2 separate regions of the Homo sapiens genome follow, and region 1 is linked to region 2. A link is an interaction called in ENCODE POLR2A ChIA-PET data of the cell type or tissue named here. Cell type or tissue: PC-9. All regions are shown on one strand. Links, peaks and the distances in the headings refer to the core of each region. The heading gives the core; the rest is flanking DNA. Region 1 has its middle 110 kb from the start of MDH1. Region 2 has its middle 7.2 kb from the start of UGP2.

Region 1 (5,388 bases), core at 60-5,059, 140 kb after region 2:
AACAAGAGCGAAACTCCATCTCAAGAAAAAAAAATCGTCTTTTCTTTATGCTAGGAACAATTGAATTATTCTCGTCTAATTATTTTGAAATATACAATAGATATTGTAAACTATGATCATCCTATTTATCTATGAAACACTAGGTTTTATTTCTTCTATCGAACTGTATATTTGTACCCATTAGTCAACCTCTCTTCATCCCCCTCACCCCACCCTTTCTGGTGCCTGTGGTAACCACCAATCTGTTCTCTATTTCATGATAGTCACTTTTTAAGCTCCTACATATGAGTGAGAACATGTGATATTTGTCTTTCTGTGCTTGGCTTGTTTCACTTAATATAATGACCTCCAGTTCCATCCATGTTGCTGCATGTGACAGGATTTCATTCTTTCTTATGGCTGAATAATGTCCTGTTGTATATATATAACACATTTTCTTTATCCATTCATCCATTAATGGGCACTTAGGTTGGTTCCATATTTTGGCTATTATGAATAGTGCTGCAATAAACTTGGAAGTACAGAAGTGTCTTTGATATGCTGATTTCATTTCTTTTGGCTATATATAACTAGAAAAATTGCTGAACATATGATAGCTCTATTTTTAGTTTTTTGAGGAACTTCTATACAGTTTTCCATAGTGGTTGTACTAATTTACATTCCCACCAACGGTGTATGAAGGTTCTCCTTTCTTCACATCCTTGTCAGCATCTGTTATTGCCTTTTTGACAAAAGCCAGTTTTAATTGGGGTGAGAGATCTCTTTGTGATTTTGATTTGCATTTCTCTGATGACTAGCAATGTTGAGCATTTTTTTTTATATTCTTATTGGTCATTTATATGTCTTCTTTTGAAAAATGTCTATTCAGATCTTTTGCCCATTTTTAAATTGTATTATTTGTTGTTTTGCTATTGAGTTGTTTGAGCTCCTTATATATCCTGGTTATTAATCCTTTGTCAGATGAGCAGTTTGCAAATATTTTCTTCTATTCTGTGGATTGTCTCTACCTTGTTGCCTCCTTTGCTGTGCAGAAGGTTGATGTAATCTCATTTGTCTTTTGTTTTGGTTGCCTGTGATTTTGAAGTCTTACACCAAAAATTCTTTGCCAAGACCAATGTCCTGGAGTATTTCCCCAATGTTTTCTTCTAGTAGTTTCATAGTTTCAAGTCTTAAATTTAAGTCATCAATCCATTTTATTTGATTTTTGCATATAGTGAGAGATAGAGGTCTAGTTTCAATCTTCTGCGTATGGTTATCCAGTTTTTTCAGTGCCTTTTATTGAAGAGCCTGTTCTTTCCCCATTGTATGTGCTTGGTGTCTGCGTTGAAATGAGTTGGCTGTAAATACATGGATTTATGTCAGGGTTCTCTATTCTGTTCCTTTGGTTTGTGTGTCTGTTTTTATGTGAGTACCATGCTGGGTATCAAAACTTTTAAACACTGTATGCGAGAGAAAAAGAATAACAAAATTTTACCATTTAGAAAAAAATCAGTAAAGGAAAAAATGTTCAGCACGAAAGCATAATGAGTAGGGAACATAAATTACAATGACAGGCATACCACATTTGTCTTCGTTATCCATCTGTAATTGATTTTTGACTCCTCTCTCACTCACCATGTCTGTGCAGTTGACTCACTTGATTTTTCCTTGGAAAAGTCTTGTATCTGACCTTTTCCATTCCCACTACCACTTCTCTAGTTCCCTGGAGCCTGTACTAATTAAGTAGCTCTAGCACAGCATTTTTTTCTTTTTTTCTTTTTGTTTTTTTTTTTTTTTTTTTTTGAGACAGGGTCTCACTCTGTCACCCAGGCTGCAGTACAGTGGCACGATCGTGGCTCACTGCAGCCTTGACCTCCCCAGGCTCAGGTGATCCTCCCACTTCAGCCTCTCAAGTAGCTGGGACTACAGGTGTGCACCACCATGCCTGGCTAATTTTTGCATTTTTTGTATGAGGTTTGGTCAGGTTGCCCAGGCGGGTGTCAAACTCCTGGGCTCAACACATCCATCTGCCTCAGCCTCTCACCATGCTAGGATTACAAGCGTGAGCCACCAGGCCCAGCCCAAAGCATATTCTACCTTGGCCTTACCCACAGCAATGAGCAATCTTCATAAAACATAACCTCACACCCCTGCTCAAAAGCCTTCAGAAGCTCCTCATTTCTCACCATCTACCCTCTTAGCTGGTTTTTGAGACCTTGTATAATACTATCCCAGTTAACTGTGTTTTGTCAATTCTAAGACACATTTTTTTAAAAGACCTTTGAAACACCTCTGAAATCAGAGTGCATGTTACAATCGATGGCAATCATGGTGTCTTAGATTCAATATTTCTTTTCCCAGTTTGCCCTGGCTATGGGATACCTCTATGTTAGAAAACGAGACTTCTCGCTTTGTTATGCCATGACTCATTCTTTTATAGCTCCAAACTTTTTTTTAGACTTCTCCCTCTGTCTGGGTATCCCTCTTCCTCTGCCTCCCTTAACATATCTCCCTGTCAAAATCAGCTCATCTTTAATAAGGCCCAGCTCAAAGGCCAGCGCCTCAAAAACTGCTTTATACACCACCTTAGTGGGAACAACCGTCCCTCTGAATCCTCTCAGTTCCTTCTTTGTAAGTCTAGCATCTGTTATCACATAGTTCTTTTTAGTTAAATACTTGCATCCAGATTCGGTCCTGCAAATTGCTTGAGTGGACAGCTAAAATTGTGACATTATATGAAAGAACATGGGTTTCTTTCACGAGGACATTTTGAATAATTTCATTACAATCTGTGAAGTACTACCATTACAGAACTCAGTGAGAATCCTGCTTTGAACTGCCCTCTAGAGGTAGTACATTATCAGTGAGCCAGAGAGAGACCTACAACCATGGATGGGTGAAAGACAGTGGCTGCTAACCAGCTGGGAAGGGGAGCTGCTGAGAGTGTTCCTTCATCAGCAGGACTCGCTAATTGGCCCTGTTTGTGGGAGTAGCTGTTGGAAGGGTCAAGCTCTGGGAAACCGTGTTGCTTGGAGATTGCCAGCCCTCTCCAGTTTGCTCAGATGAGTCACTGTGATGTCTTGGAAGGGTGGGGCCTGACTAAGTAATAGCTTCCCTCAGGAAATCCAGACTGGGCTGGAAGTCCAGGAACTCTGGGTCATTTTCCAGGGAGATACTGAGTATAACTGCATCCTGTCAGAGGGTGTAGTCTGGGAAAAGATGGCTACATGTCCATGTCATTGTCTGCAACAGGATTCTTCTCCATCACAGCTAATTTTGAACTCTCCCAAGCATAAATCTTTACTGCAATACATTCACAAAGCTTTATTCCCCCCTCCCTCTTTTTCTGAGTAAACTTCTGTGGCCACGAGAAGATAAAAGTCATCTCAGGTGTTCTCTTGCTAGCCAGGAAATTCTGTGACTAAATTTTAAATGACTTGTGAAATTTCCTGCTTACTTCTGCTTCCTAGGGCAAATGCCATTTTCTGTAAGTGCCTCCCTGTTACCTGACTTGACTTTCCATAGGCATCCCCTCCAGCCTCAGTCTGTGCCAACAGAGGGATTAGATTCTAGAGGCTCCAGGTCCCTGCCAGCTTCAACATTCTAACATCTGCTTGGTGCTCAACATAGCTTGCCTCCCAGGCACTGAGTTTACGCATTAATGAGTTTGAAGTTCATTTTCCTCTGAGGCAAATCAGTTGGCATGATGTGATCTGGGAATGTCCTTTGAAAGCTTTCCATAGGATGTGACTTCTCTCCATGTCTTCATACCAGAAGACCTTGCATAAAGGTCACAATTGTTGAGCTGATTTCACCTCAAGAAATCATTTTGTCTTAGAATTTTTTCCTCATTAAAAAAGTCGAGCACTTTGGGAGGCCAAGGTGGCAGATCACCTGAGGTCAGGAGTTTGAGACCAGCCTGGCCAACATGGTGAAACCCCGTCTCTAATAAAAATACAAAAATTAGCCAGGCATGGTGCTGCACATCCATAATCCCAGCTACTCAGGAGGCTGAGGCACGAGAATCACTTGAACCCAGGAAGTGGAGGTTGCAGTGAGCCGAGATCACGCCACTGCACTCCAGCCTGGGCAACAGGCGACAGAGCGAGACTCTATCTTAAAAAAAAAAAGTCATAGGCTGGGCATGGTGACTCATACCTGTAGTCCCAGCACTTTGGGAGGCCAAGGTAGGAGGATCACTTTTGAACTCAGGAGTTCAAGACCAGCCTGGGCAACATGGCAAAACCCCATCTCTACAAGAAATACAAAAATTAGCCTGGCATGGTGGTACACCCCTGTAGTCCCAGCTACTCCAGAGGCTGAGGTGGGAGAATCACCTCAGCCCAGGAAGTCTAGGGTGCAGTGAGCCAAGATCACGCCACTGCACTCCAGCCTGGGTGACAGAGTGAGACTCTGTTTCAAAAGAAGAAATCATAAAGATTTATTATAGAAAATATAGACATTATAGAAAATTATTAAAAAGGAAATAAGAATCACTTAAATGCAACTTCTCAGAGGTAATACTATTAACACCATGGCAGGCAACACAACAAATTTTCTTTGTGTGTATGATCATACGATTTTTTAGTGCTTGATACGGAATTGGAATCACACTTTTCAAACTGTTTTTTAGCCTGCTTTTTCCTATAATTATAAATGATTAACATTTCATTTGTCATTATGCAACAGTTCATAGAGTGGACTCTGGATCTATCTGAATTTGAATCTTGGCTCATCACTTACCGTGTGACCCTTGGGCGTGTCCTTTAACTGAAATAATTTCTGCAAATTCCTCATCTGTAAAATGGGGATAATAATGGCTCCTACTTCACAAAATGTTGTAAATATTTAAGTGAGTCAACATTTGCCAAGTACTTAGAACAATGCTGGCAGGTAGTGTGGGCTTTATGGGGCCCACACTACTACAACTACTATAACTACTACTACTACTACAGCTACTATAACTACTACTACATTTTCTTCTACAACATCATTTTAAGACTGAATAGGATTACATTGTTTGGTTGTGGCGTAATTTATTTAGTCAAAGTCCCATTCTTGAATAGAGTGTTCTGCTTTTTTGGTATTATAAATAATACTGCAACAAATACCCTCTTCTGTAACAGGACAGACTATGTACCAGGTAGGGGAGGAATGCAGTGATGGGGATGGAAGAACTATGTTTTACCTTCTTTGTTTTGAGCTTGGTGGAGAGGCAAATATTTTGATATCTCACTTTTGCCTGGAAGGCTGCTACTGAGAAACCATTCAGACTTTCTGGCATCAGCCAGTTAAATATTTGGTGGTCCTTGCCAAACTGAATCACCTGGATTCCTAACCTAAGATTCTGGTCAGAAAAGGATTCTTAACCACCCAGGTCATATACTCTGACTCTTTACCCAATTACCC
Region 2 (5,388 bases), core at 320-5,319:
AAAAGGGGCTACTGTTACTCAGTCAGCAGTTGCCAGTAACTGACTACATCTAACAATAGGGCATTTCACTTGAGTAAAAAGGTAACCAAACGGGCTTAACTGGAAAAAGATATCAAATTATATCTATGAGATGGACTACTAATGAATGAGTTGTCTAAAAATGAATGGGTTTCCAAATACTTGAGGAAGAGAAAGACTTCATTCTTTCCTGTTGCCAACACCCTGTTAATGAACCAGGAAGTTTGCTGAAACAAGTTGTGAATTTAAATTATGACATATCCTTCCATTTGTTCACAGTATGATTTTTAAGTTATATTTGAGAGTTATATAACTTTTACATCAGAGCAGTAGCAATTATTTCAAATAACTGAGATGCTTTAAAAAATGAAGTTAGTTCACATTATGGATAGTTAATTAAAGGTTCATAAACCAATCTTCTAAGTGGTTTTAAAAGTCATTAGGCTCCCAAGCATGTTTAATCAAAACATACATTATCTTGTTCATGTTTATCAATAATTCCCCTCTAGATTCTCCTTTGAAAGTTGAAGGAAGCAGGTCCTTACTATTTTGTTTTCTGTTTAGTCTGTTCTGCATGTTCCCCAGAGGAGAGTGTTGGTGAGAAATGGTGACACCCATGAGGTTGTTGTATTTCTCTCATGTGCAAAACTGTATCTCCAAATTGTGTCCGCCCCTTTGATGATAGAGGCAATAGAGCCATTCCCTTTAGTGAATGGCCCAGGAAAAAACATAAATAAACTCCCTATATTCTCTCAGGGTTTTTAACAAGCGTAGATTGTTATGTGATTATAATTTGAAAAGATAAAAAAACTAATAAGAAACCATCTTTTACCAAACTCATAGAATAAATATTATTTTGATTTACTGTAGTGATATATGTATAGAAGTTCAGGTTACTTATTGACTTTCAAATCCTCACAGAGAAGAGTTGTGAAAGAGAAAAGCATTCAGTTTAATTCTATTTTTTCTGCCTCTTTCAACTATATGAAAGATTCCCTGTTGTGCATTCCATCAAATGACTTTTGATGGTTTTCTAAACATCTCTGCCTCTGGTCTAGTTTATTAAATTTCCTGCTAGTGCCACCACTGGAAAGGAAAGGATAAAGAACTTCTGTTTCCTAACTTAGTCTCAGGGAATGTATTTTAAGCATTTCACACCCACCAACCTAACGAAATATTAAAGAGAAGATTCTCAGCTGGGTGCAATGGCTCACAGCTGTAATTCCAGCACTTTGGGAGGCCAAAGCTGGTGGATCATCTGAGGTCAGGAGTTTGAGAGCAGCCTGGCCAACGTGATTAAACCCCCTTCTCTACTAAAATACAAAAATTAGCTGGGCTTGGTGGCAGGCGCCTGTAATCCTAGCTACTTGGGAGGCTAAGGCACAAAACTCACTTGAACATGGGAGGCGGAGTTTGCAGTGAGCTGAGGTCACGCCACTGCACTCCAGCCTGGGCTACAGAACAAGACTTTGTCTCAAAAAATAAAAATAAAATAAAGAGAAGATTCTCAGGACTGCTTTTTGGGTGAAGATTAAATAATTGAATAATTCTATGTCATTAGATGGATAATATGATTAGAGAATAAAAGGTAACTACTTTTTCTCTCTAATGAAAAAGAGGAGGTATGTCATATTTAGAGAAAAAACTACAGGAAAAAATATGAAATACTAATGTTAAGTTCTGGTGCCATTTTATTATTTTTTTTATTTAATTTTTTTTTTTAGATCACATAGCTACTATGTGACAGAACCAGGATCTGAACTGAAGCTATCTGACTCCAAAAACCCACAGGGAGGAAAATTTTCTCCCTTCGGTTTCTGGAGGTTGATTTGCTACCCCTCTCCATCAAAACAGAAAGGAGTGCAAATGGTCAGGCCTTTATCCGGGACAAGTAATCTCTTAATGACTGAAGTTCTCTAGTAATACTGTTTTCTTCTTTTTTTTTTTTTTTTTTTTTTTGAGATGGAGTCTCGCTCTGTCACCCAGGCTGGAGTGAAGTGGTGCAGTCTCTGCTCACTGCAACCTCTGCCTCCCAGGTTCAAGCAATTCTCCTGCCTCAGTCTCCCAAGTAGCTGGGATTACAGGGGCCTGCCACCTCACCTGGCTAATTTTTGTATTTTTTTTGGTAGAGACAGGGTTTCACCATGTTGGCCAGGCTGGTCTCAAACTCCTGACCTCAAGTGATCCGCCCACCTCGGCCTCCCAAAGTGCTGGGATTACAAGTTTGAGCCATGACGCCTGGCTTCTGGTGCCATTTTAAATTGCACTTCAATTTTTTTTTTAAATTTCAGTAAGAATACACAGCTTAAAAAAAAAATCCAGATAGTACCAAAATGCCAATAATGAATAGCAGTACTTTTTTCTAGAAAGTACTTTAAAATAATGATGAAGCTTTAATTTATAAAACATGCATGCATTGTTGGATCAGTCAGACCAAAACTACTTTGGATGCCACAAAAAGGGCACTTCAGCTGCTAACGAAAAATATCCGATGTCTACGAAATCAGAGTTTCAGAGCCACCAGAGCTGCACCATCCAGGAGCTCCATGTTGGCTGCAATGTGCTGAGCACAGCCAAGGAGGTAGGTGTTCCATTATCTGGACATCTACTTCAGGAACCAGCTACTGAACATACCACTCTTCACCTTGGATAAGAGGCCTGTGGAATTATTAGATGTTTTTTTATCATCCACTCTACCTGTAGAGATGCTGCTCCTCTTGGCCACCTTCCAGGAAGCTCTGGTAAATGCTGCTAGCAGCTGGACTGCAACCAGGCCAGGGGCTCCCAACTTGCGTGCCCCAGGCCTGAAAGAATCAATATGCTTCACAGCGTTAAGTCATTCAAAACATATAATTAGAAAATTCTGGTCTATATTACCTCTCTCACAACTGCTGAGCAGCATATTAAAAAAAAAATGAGAATTTGGAGCAGAGAGCAGTACTAGGAGAAAGACAGAGGCCATTCTCAATTATCAGTGACTTACAACAAGAGTTTACAAAGAAAATGTTAAGAGGTCAGCAACTTACTGAAGTTCTAGCTTTGCATGGATCTGTACAGCAACAAATTAAAAACAGACTATTTGGGTAATAGAAATTTATTGAAGACTGCTGTCTGGATTTGGAGCATCACAGACAGACTGAGAGACGTTCAGCTGTTTGATATGTAAGTCTTTCTAACACAGACCAGCATGGAATGGAGACCAGATAAAGTCACAAATGGAGTAATAGGATAATGAAAGAAAAAAGAATACAGATAGACCTTTGCTTAAGCTATGTTAGGCTGAAGGTTTTACCAGTTTCCTAGTGAGAAGGAATAAAACAGTGATAAAACCACATTGATAATTATTTGAAATTTGTGTGTGTGTGTGTGTGTGTATGTTGGCATACACTTACACATGTTCATATATTTATTTATAATTTATATTCTTTCTTATTCTAAAGAGAATTTGAGGCCAAGCAAGGTGTATATATTCCTAATTAAGTTCATTGCTTAGTAAACTGACCATACTATAGTTCATTCTTATAGTGGAAATTCAATTTAGTCATTCTCATCTAAAATCCTTTTTGTTGTCTTTAGATTGTCATGTTAAAGAACCTCTTCTTATATTATTTTTTAAATGACTTTTTCTCAACCCAGTGAACCCAAGTGATAACAGTCTAGATTCTGGGTCTAGAAAGAGTTAGGAAGTAAGCAAAATTCCTCAACATTATAGATGATATTCTAGATTAGGTATGCTATATATTACATGGTCAATCTCTGAAACTGTAAACACTGAAGTCTCTTCAAAAGAATCTCCACAAAATATGTACCATCATGTAAGGGTTCGTTGGTTGGTTTTAATTTATTGGTGTTTTTCTGTTTTCGCATATTGGTGTCTAGGGAAGCAGAGGAGTACATTGGAAAAAGCAGAGTTTGGAAAATAGGTCTTTTTTTTTATTTCAAATTTTGTCACTTAGAACCTGAGTAACCTTGGATAAATTACTTAGATAACCTTATGAACCTTAATTTCCTCACTTAAAGATGAGAATAACAACTAATAGCTTGTCTCACCAGACAGAGAGTTATTATATAATACAGAGGTGTTTGTTTGTTTTTTGAGATGGAGTCTCACTCTGTCACCCAGGCTGGAGTGCAGTGGCATAGCCTCAGCTCACTGCAACCTCCACCTCCCGGGTTTAAGCGATTCTCCTGCCTCAGTCTCTTGAGTAGCTGGGATTACAGGCGCCTGCCACCACACCTGGCTAGTTTTTATATTTTTAGTAGAGATGGAGTTTCACCATGTTGGCCAGGCCGGTCCTGAACTCCTGACCTCAAGTGATCCTCCCGCCTTGGCCTCCCAAAGTGCTGGGATTACAGGTGGGAGCCACTGTGCCCGGCCTGAGTTATTATAAAGATCTTCTCACTCTGTTAGCACAGAGTGTAAGTTCAGCTAATGATTATTCCCTGTATTGCCATATCATACGATTAATCTCAAGTTATTGTTATTAATTGATTTACTATTATAACTTATTAAATATTTATTTCCCCTTCATAGACTATAAGCTCTTTAAGAGCAAGGACCATGTCTCTCTTGTATCCCCAGAGTGTATCATAGTGCTTGACACATAATAGGCACTCAAAAGAAATTTGTTCAATGAACTATCAAATGAGATATTTATGAATGAATTTAAAAACTGTAGAGTACTGTATAGGTGTATATTAGAGTTTTCCCATTATTTCTATTGGAAACATGTTTTGGATGGCAAATAATCAACTTATAAATGTACTTTTATAACACAAAAGTGATCACTTCTAAGCAAGTCCTGCAGTAATAGATTGTTTGCAGAGATGGCCACAATTCTTCCCATCCCTGTGCCCCTTGCTCTTTTGCAATGTGACTTTGTCACTCCTCCCATTAGGAGGTGGAATTTCCCCCCCCCACCCCAACACCTGGAGTCTGTGTTGGCCTGGTGATTTTCTTTGACCAATAGAATACAGCAGAAGTAATGTTATGTGACTCAAGAAGCTTTTCAGCTTTCAACCTCATGCCTTGGAATACTGACCTGAGACTGCTGCATGAGGAAGGCCATTATTACCTGATGGAAAATGACAAGCTACATGAAGTAGAGATGAGTTTTTCCAGTTGAGGCCCCACTAGACCAAACAGTACAGACAAACAGGCTGCCAGATGCGTTGTAGCCCATCTTAGGCTATCCAGCTCTCATTAAACTGCCTAATGAGTCAAACTGGCCACATGAGTGAACTAGGTAAGACTAGTAGAAGAATCACCCAGATAAGCTATATCCAGTGCAGTGTATTGATACATAGTAAAAGTTAATTCATACCATAATTGTAGTCTCAAAGAAAACTCAAACCACTCAAACCACACTC

Evidence for each region. ChIA-PET counts read pairs that join two places held together with the same protein. Peaks named below come from ENCODE experiments on the same cell type or tissue, not always from the same donor. Only the 100,000 strongest peaks of a DNase experiment are listed, where the experiment ranks them.
Region 1: POLR2A ChIA-PET joins it to region 2 with 10 read pairs; 18 of 35 experiments call an interaction of 5 or more read pairs at or near these places.

What each region holds. Positions count from the first base shown.
Region 1 is chr2:63,696,677-63,702,064 of GRCh38, reverse strand. It overlaps a transcript of WDPCP not described here. Among named protein-coding and RNA genes, the nearest start is that of MDH1, 110 kb to the right of the region's middle. In PC-9, for the core only: CTCF peaks have their summits at 2,625 and 2,824 (motif pointing left); DNase peaks (open chromatin) are centred at 3,004 and 3,394; H3K27ac peaks cover 1,352 bases.
Region 2 is chr2:63,831,979-63,837,366 of GRCh38, reverse strand. It overlaps a transcript of WDPCP not described here. Among named protein-coding and RNA genes, the nearest start is that of UGP2, 7.2 kb to the left of the region's middle. In PC-9, for the core only: no CTCF peak of the experiment used is centred there; no DNase peak of the experiment used is centred there.